3 separate regions of the Mus musculus genome follow, and regions 1 and 2 are each linked to region 3. A link is a contact called in ENCODE Hi-C or POLR2A ChIA-PET data. All regions are on one chromosome and are shown on one strand. Each heading gives the region's core, a stretch centred on a gene start or an enhancer-like site at or near the end of the contact. The rest is flanking DNA. Distances are from core to core; before and after follow the strand shown.

Evidence for each region. Hi-C counts contacts between places; a loop is a spot of excess contacts on that map. ChIA-PET counts read pairs that join two places held with the same protein, here RNA polymerase II (POLR2A).
Region 1: a map of gastrocnemius shows a loop between it and region 3 (2.3-fold over the local background). The contact joins the promoter of 5830428M24Rik here to the enhancer-like site in region 3. A Hi-C loop is called at or near these places in 1 of 37 maps with a recorded cell type or tissue (gastrocnemius). POLR2A ChIA-PET finds 5 or more read pairs at or near these places in 3 of 5 experiments (Patski and embryonic stem cell).
Region 2: a map of T-helper 17 cell shows a loop between it and region 3 (2.2-fold over the local background). The contact joins two enhancer-like sites. A Hi-C loop is called at or near these places in 3 of 37 maps with a recorded cell type or tissue (T-helper 17 cell and heart). POLR2A ChIA-PET finds 5 or more read pairs at or near these places in 2 of 5 experiments (Patski and embryonic stem cell).

Annotation. Positions count from the first base shown.
Region 1 is chr12:69,474,180-69,476,879 of GRCm38, reverse strand. 5830428M24Rik (RIKEN cDNA 5830428M24 gene) reads left to right here and starts at 1,330. Exons shown (of 5, transcript NR_038060.1): 1 at 1,330-1,392; 2 at 2,337-2,384.
Region 2 is chr12:69,573,275-69,576,062 of GRCm38, reverse strand. No RefSeq gene overlaps it. Among named protein-coding and RNA genes, the nearest start is that of Vcpkmt, 8.3 kb to the left of the region's middle. Within about 2 kb of position 1,354, at least 1 of the 3 ENCODE cell types and tissues checked has a DNase peak (open chromatin) inside an H3K27ac peak, as active enhancers do.
Region 3 is chr12:69,536,905-69,539,604 of GRCm38, reverse strand. No RefSeq gene overlaps it. Among named protein-coding and RNA genes, the nearest start is that of Gm46353, 12 kb to the left of the region's middle. Within about 2 kb of position 1,261, at least 3 of the 3 ENCODE cell types and tissues checked have a DNase peak (open chromatin) inside an H3K27ac peak, as active enhancers do; they include gastrocnemius, where a contact is called at or near this core.

The DNA.
Region 1 (2,700 bases), core at 81-2,580, 63 kb after region 3:
CGCTGCATCAGGGCTCCTGGCCGGCAGCGGAGCTTCACGGGCTCCTGGCCTGAGGTCCACCCCAGCCCCAGCCACTGCCCCAGGCCGCTGCCCCGGGAGCCACCCCTTGTTTTCATAAAACACACGCTGCCTCTTTGGTCACATTTGCCAGTTCCCATGGGCGTTTTCTGTTTTGAGCCAACAAGGGATGCAGAATTAAGTGACTCTGAGCTGCAAATTCGGTTCATTGGGGGCCTCCCCGCTGCTGTAGCCTTATTCTGGAGAGGTGCCTTGGCGAGGTACCATGTAAACGTTTCTCTAAGGCTAGAGCCTGTGTTCTTCCTTTCCATTCTGAGAAGCTAAAGCTGTTTAAAACAACAACAACCACAACAACAAACAAACAAACAAACAAAAACAAAACAAACAAACAAACCCAGTAGCTTCCCCAGCACTCCCAAGGGACCAGTTGAACCACACCCCCCTTTTTCTCCTCTAAAATAGATGAAGCCACAAACCGAAGCCCTCTGGTTGCTTCTGCCAACTCCAAATGTGCCCAGACCCACAAAAACCAAAAGTGGACTCTCTCCAGGAACTGGGGGTGGGGGATGGAGGTGGAGGAAAAACAGGGAGGGACTCAACAGTCCACGCCTGCATCTAACAAAAAGCAAGAAAGGCGGACAGCAAGGGGTATCTGACCCACAAAGAGCTTCAAAACGCTGTACCAAGTACATATCCAATCCCACTCACCAATGGACCAGAGAATGAACTGGCACTTAAAAACGACTGCTAGATAATTTCCTAAAATACAGTCCAAAAGACATTAACTAGGCCTTTGAGGTTATAAATAGGTATTAAATGAAAAGAGTCGTGGTCAGAATCGTGCTGGGTTTAGGAAAAGGTGGGTTCTATAGGAGAACAGGATTTGCAATAGGACTTCTTAGACCCTTAATATATAAGTATGTTTTAAGTCACCAAAAAATGGGTTAGAGTATGTAGTTTCCTGAGTTTAATTGACCTTGGGTTTCTTTGTCGTTGATGGGTTTTTTGGGGGGAGTGGGTGGGGTTCCTGTTAGATGGACCTCACCTTGGGCGACTTAAGTATACTGTGTCCTCTGGAGCACTCTTGGTTGTTTAATTGGTTGATTAGGGGTTTGTTGGGGTTTTGTTTTGTTTCAGAACAGGCTCTCCCTATTGAGCCCAAGCTGTCCCTAGTTCGGTCTCCAAGGTGCATCCAGTCCCAGTTTGCTCTTACATTTTACTGAACTGAAACCTTAAGAACTCAGGCAAACATTATGTGAACGCAACAGGAAGTTGGCTGTAGATACAGGAAGCCGCTGCTAAGGTGGCCTCAGAGAGGAACCGGTGTGGTGAACTCCTGGCATGCGCAGGTGACAAGAGGTTCCGCAGGGTAAGGTAAAAACCCAACAGCCTGGCCGGGGCCTTTGGCTTGCACTGCTCACGGAACCAAAAACAGCCTAGGTGGCTGAGAGATGTGTGTGTGTGTGTGTGTGTGTGTGTGTGTGTGTGTGTGTGTGTGTGTGAAATTATTCAGATACTGACAGATGGACTGGTGGTCTCCTCTCTGCTGGCCTGGCACCCTCGACGTGGAAAGTCCCGCCTCGGGAGCTGGGTCACGGGCAGCTACAGTGAAGTACTGGAAATAAAAGCCCCAGACAGCTATAATAGCAGTGAGTCACAGCAAACCAGGAGCCATCAGGTGCTCAGGAGGGACACTGAAGCCAGGAGGCTGAGCTGAGCTAGCAGAGCTAGCCAGGAGCAGGACACCCCTGTGGCGAGAAGCACAAAGAGTGGAGTGTTCCAGTCAGAAATATCAGGTTTCTCAACGTGGAAGCTGGGGCTGGGCACACGAACTCAGGCTTTGCTCCAAGGTCGGCGGAGGGAGGGGGCACAAAACCCTGCCTAGTTCTACCCTGGAGGGTGCCAAGCCAACACCCTCATTCCTCTCAGGGCACTGGCAGGGACTGCAGGGGCCATGAGGACCCTGTTGCTTCCTGAGTAAAACTGGGTGACAATCCAGTGGCCATCAGGGTCCCAGCCCCCCCTCCCCCCATCCCACCCCATTCTACCCCCTTTCGGAGCTTAAACCTCTGGGCTCTGCCTTCAGAGGCTCTGTGCTCTGAAGCCCCTCCCTGAGCCGTTTATAAACTGTTGGCTCTTAAAACATTTTCTAGCTTAGCTGGACGAGCTAGTGCCTGAGGTCCTGCCCTTGAGACCACAGTTCCAAAGACAGAAAAGATGGGGGTCCCTAACCCCGAGTTATTCAGATCTGGTAGCCTTGGAGAATCCTATCTCGAGGCTGCTACACTTGGGTAATTTTTTTTTCCTCTCTCTCACAGGTCACAGGCTTATTAAACTTGGATGACAGTAAACCGATGACTAACTGGGTAATTAAAACCACGAGCCTAGGCTCTCTGGGGGCCTGTTCTCTAGGCCAGTGCCCCTCATCTTCCCCTCAGCAGAACGGCCTTTGTGGATTTGAAACCCTCCATGGCGACCCCACCTCCTCTCAAGGCTGTTCCTCTTGTTTGTCCGAAGCTTCATCCCATCTCCCTCCCCGTTCTGTAAGGATGGAGGAAATCGAACCCTTTAGCTGAAGCCCAGCCCATACTCCCTCCTGCTTGACTAAAGTTACTAAGCCCTTCCTGCCAGGAGGCGCTTAGCTCTTTCTGTTCCATGGAACTTTGGCTTCAAGCGCCCAGA
Region 2 (2,788 bases), core at 105-2,604, 36 kb before region 3:
CAGTGTTGGGCACATGTAGGCCTTTTGGTGAGCAAAGCCCTGTAGTTGAGACCCCCCTGGAAGAAGGGCCTAAGGAGTAACTCATCCGCTGAAGGGGAAGCCAGTATCTCTGCTTAGGCTTGTGTTGCTCAGGGAGAGGCTTGGCTGGTTTAGACCAGGGCTTGGGGCAGGACGGCTGCTGTTAGCCCTGAAGCAGAGGGTAGATGGACCTGCCAACCTGGGAATCGATCTGTGAGCTGGGGGCTGGAAGGCTCAGCATCGATGTGTACGTCCAAGGGGAGCTGCACAGCACACACCTGGAAGGTGGAGGCAGGATCATGGGTTCAAGGCCATTCTGGGACACATAGGAACACATGGCCATATCTCAAAAACAAATAGGTGCAAGAGATGAGTGAGGTCATGCCTCTAGCTGGGCATCAACCAGTATACCAACTGCCCAGCTTCAAGTAATTACCAGTGTGTCAGGGAAATGCTAGAGATGAGTTGGGGTCCTCTTGAGCAAGCAGGGTTTGTTGCTGTGGGCTGCGGGGCCTAGCACCACTTACCAGGGAGTAGGTGGACGTCACCTGGAAAGAGATTGCAGCCCCAAACTGGTTTGTGTTTGTTTTGGCTTTAAGTTTGGGGATTTTTGTTTCGTTTTGGTGTTTGGAGACAGTTTCTCTGTGTAGCCCTAGCTGTCCTAGAACCTGTAACTTCCTAGCTTTGTAGGGACTGTTTCTTCAACCAGACTGTGTGGTCACTTGGAAAATTGGAAGCTAGCAGAAGCCAAGCACTATGCTAAGGTCAAGCTTCATTCTAGCCGGAGTAAACAGGAGGTGTGGTGGTGGTACTGAAGGACTCCAAATAGCTTTAATGTTTCCTAAATTGAGAATCACCACCATAAAGAAACCCGTGTCTACTACCTCCCAGCAGGGAGGGCGAGAGAAGGGAAGAGAAGTGCTCTGGTTAGAGTGGCCTGTCCTGCCCAGAATGAGGGGCTGAACCTCAAAACCTGTGGAACAACTCTAGGAACCAGAATCGCTGTTAACTGAAGGCTGGGGGAGGGATTCTACAATTCAGAGGCAAATTGCAGGCCTCCTCACCAGTGACTTGAGCCTCTTCCACCTTCTCCCTCTGGTTGCCTAACTCTTCTCCCATTTCTAACAGTCTGTGGATTATAGTTGGTGACACCGGGTTGGTTTTGATTCCACATTATTATTTAAGTGCAGGACAGAATGGCGGTGCGTCTTCTTGTGCTTCTTTTCGCCCCCTCCTCACGCTTTCTGGCTAAATGTGATGAGCAAGGGTTTGCCTTTTTTTTTTTTTAACCCAGTGTGGGACATAGAAGTAGGACTGTAGTTCCAAAGGTGCCCTGTAGGTGGCATTACACATCTTTGTCTTTAAACAGCGTCTAGTAAGGTGGCTGTGAAAAGACTCGGTTTTGAATTGCAGCCAGCCCTCAGATTTTAAAAATTTTTAATTAAATTTGATTTTCAGAACTAGTCTACCCATTAGGAGGGTCCTTGCTGGAGAAAACACGGCAGAAGCTGAGTGAGACGGCTTTCCCAGGAAGTTGTCTTTGGTGTAGCTTTCTGTTTCATTCTGTTCAACCTATGTGGCTCACGAAGCTGCATATGTTGTGATTTGTAAATGGCCTTTCTGCTGTAGATTCCCGTCTGTGCAAGGAAGAGGCCTTTACGAGTCTAACTTTGTTCTAATTAGTGCAGTTCTAAAAATAAAGTTCAAGGTGAACTTCAGCTTTATATCTGACATGCGGCTTCTACGGACTTAAAACTTCTAATCAGCTTTAACTAGTTCTCCAAATGGGCATGCCTTCTTCCACAGAAGATCAGATTTCACATCAGAAGACTGAAGCTGTCTGTCAGTGGCCCTCCCACAATCACGTACTCCTAGGGTGAACCACATCCCACGGGAAAGTAATAGGACAGCTGAGTTTCCCTTTTCCCAGTTCTGAGTGGGAACACGGTAAAGGCTCAGGCAGGTAAAGGCAGGTGAAGTTGTTAAAACCTTAAGACCCACGTGACACAGAACACAGACCACCCAGCCACTGAGGCCCTGTCACTCATTACAAGATGAAGTCTGTGACTAGTATGTACAATATGCTAGGACAAGTCCTCTGTATGGTAATGGTTTCTCCCTGTGCCTTTGGAATAAAGTGTGTCGGGACAGAAACCCAAGGACTGCACCATCCAGAGTTGATTCCACAGCCTGTCTTTTACTGTCTGTGTGATCTTGTTCCTTAAACGCTGTGCCTTGTCCTCATGTAAATAGAGGATGGTTTTATCATGGGCCGCAGAGGTTCCCATGGGAGTTTAAGTTGTTTGCTCTACGCAGTGCACCGGAGTACCTGGCAAACAGTAAACATCACTACAGCAAAAGTGGAAATACGGGTGGGGACCTGGGAAACCTGCACAATGCCAGTTGCTTTTATCTGCTGCGTTGTGTAATCCAGGTATCCCTTTGAGCGTATAGAATTCATGCCAACGTCCCTCCCCTATCATGGAGGAATGGCAGCTGAGGCAGGAAAAAGTTGAGAACACTGGTTCACAGTGCTGTTAGTTAAATGAGTCAGCCATTTTAGAAAGGTGACGGGAAGCCATTACTGTTCACTTACAAACATAGCATGTGACGTGTGAACATTTTGTTTTGTTTTTCAGTACTGGGCTTTGAACGTCCAGCCTTTTGTGCACTGAGCAAGTAAGTGCCTACCACTGAGCTATGTCCCTCAAGTGTGCTTGTGTGTGTATGTGAGTATGCACGTATGCGTGTGTGCCACTAATAACTAAAC
Region 3 (2,700 bases), core at 12-2,511:
CACTTGTTTGAAACATCCTTCTTCTCCGTTGATGAATGTTTTGTCTTTATGCGCTGTAAGTATGGCCCTCCCCCCAGCCTCTGTTGTGGTTGGTGGTGGGAGCTCAGGGAAGTGTGACTCATTGGGAGGTGGAAAATCTCTAGGCCTCTGGATGCTGAGATATGGGTTCCATGTGGCTTTTGGAGACTTACTGTCAGGCCAGCAAATGCAGAGATGGAGAAAAAGGGGGTGTAAAGGCCTGTGAACGGAAAGAGGCAGAGAAACAGAGAGAGGAAGAAGCCAGAAGAAAGAGAACGGAATAGGAGGCTTGGTCAGTGGTCAGCCTGGGGACTTGAGAGGCAGCAGATGGTAAAAGAGCCTGAGATTCCAGAGAATGGACCAGACCACCCCGGTCCAGGAATGCCATCCAAAGAAGTCCTTGGGCCATTGCACCTCTAGTGTAAGACATGGAGGAACCCTGGCACACGACACCATCTTGGGTTCTGACTGTTGCACACCCAGAGCTAAGAGAGGCCCAGCTCCATCAGAAACCACCACACTATTGGGACTGTGACCCAAAATGTCTCAAGCCAAGGAACATCTCCAAATCTAAACCTTCTTTGCTTCAGAGCCTCAGAAGTCAGGGCTAAGCCAGTACCGGCTCCCAAGAAAAGTTGGTTGAGAGCCTTAGCCCACCTATTGGTCATCTTGCTTTATGAGAAACTACAGCTACGAAGTAAGCTGGCTCTGGTTGGGAAGACTCCATGCCCCCCATGAAGAACAACAAATGGGGCTACCTCTGCCCTGTAGTGTCTGGGGACACTGGGGACAGGAGTTAGTTTACTAGCCCTGATGAGAGAGCCTGATTTCAGAGGCTAGCTTAGTGGCTGTGAAATGGGGAAGTGAACAGGGCTTTGTTCTCTCTTGTGGCTCTGCCCAGGGTTGAAACAGGAGCAAAACATTTGGCTGAGCTTTGCTGGATTCAGCTCATTCCCTCTTCTCCCCTCCTTTGCCTCTTAATTGTTTTTAACAATTTCTGCACATAGGCAATGGAGCCTGGAACCTTCTGGGAGAACCTGCCCTTTTTATGCAGACAGGGACGAGCAGAGACGCTTGGGCAGGTCTGTTCTTGCTGCAGGAAGCAAAAGATGCCTTCAGACCATACTCTGTGCCAGGGCCTGGGGGTCTCCCAAGAAGCTGGGCCTCACAGTGTCTGTAAGAAGCCCTTGAAGAGGCCAGACCCTCCTCGGGAATATGTAAGAGCCGGGTGTGGCTGGCCAGTGGAAAGATTAGAGAGCTACCCAGTCCAGTTAAGTCCCTTGAGCTTGTCAAGTGGAGACCGGACCCAGATTCCCCCAAAGCCAGCGGTTGAGAGAGAGCCTCCTGTGAGCCTGTTTCCTGTTATGACCTGTCTCTACACGCCGCGGAGTAACTGCGAAACAACTGCAGTGACTAAGCTTTATAAATAGGACATTGAGAGTTAAAAAGTACAGGAAATTCCCAGAGTCTCCCGTGGAGTCTTATTTTAGATGTGCAGCTCATAGAGAAGCCAGGGTCTCTCATTCCGCACCCGCAGCGCCTCTGCCCTGCCTGATCGGAGGGGAACTGGAGTGGAGGGGTCTTTCTGGGTCCCTGCTCAGGGACCCGCCCAGCACTTCTCTCTTGCCTTACTAACTTTCTCTTACTGGCTCCCAGGAAGGAAGCACGTTTGTAATTAGCACTTTGTGGATTCACACCCATGCCTGACTCACTCCTGATCAAGAGATTAATCACACACTCAGTTCCCGCTGAACGCGAAATGAGCATGTAACCCGACCATGAGAGATAAAGCGAGCCCTCTGAGTGGGAGCAAGGTGCCCTGGACTTTTGGTCATCTTTCCTCTCCTCCATCATTGGTGACATTTTTTTTTTGGTGGAAAATCCAGTTTGGGATTAGTTGCTCAGTGGTTCCTGCTGCCGCAGGGGTTGGCTGTAGCAGGGACAGAAAGAGCTAGTGGCAGCAAGGAGTTGCAGGCTCTGAAGCTGAAGGGCTCAGCTACTCGGGTTTCAGATCGAAAGGCTGTTCAAATATTTGCCCAACAACTCCCAGTGTGCTTTGGAACAAGCCACAGGAGGAGCCCTCGCTGAGTCACGGGAAGTGCAGGCATTCTACAGAAATGTGGATGCAGGCAGGTTTACTAACTCTGGCTTCTCCGCATTGCATTCATAATTAGCCAGGCTGTCTCTCACCAGTGGCCTGGTGACACCGGAGGACTCTGCTGCTAGGCAGCTCAATGTGGTGGCACCTTCTACAGTTTTTGCCAGGAACCTTGGGAGGCACACTCGGTCTTCCTCCAGTAGCTGAGTCTGCCCACGGTTTTCTGACCGGCAGAATTGTATCCTCGGCGACCAGTGTCAGCGACCAGTGTGATCTTTCTTCTACAATTATGTCCCCAAAGATTCTAAATTCACCAAGTTCAAAACAAACACCCACACTGGCTGGGTTGCCTTTCCCATCAATGAATGGCCTCACCTCCTCCTACTCGCTCTGTTTGAAAACGGTGCATCCACGAATCTGCAGCTCCTGACCACCTGGCCCTCCCTGGCTAAAACTGCCTCTCCCTGCTGTTGTCCTGGGTTACAGGAGGCTCCCAAATCCCTCTTTACCTTCTGAAAGGCATAGTTATACCATAGCTTGACCTCCACCCCCCATCCCTTTCTGATTCTAGGGTAAACACAGGA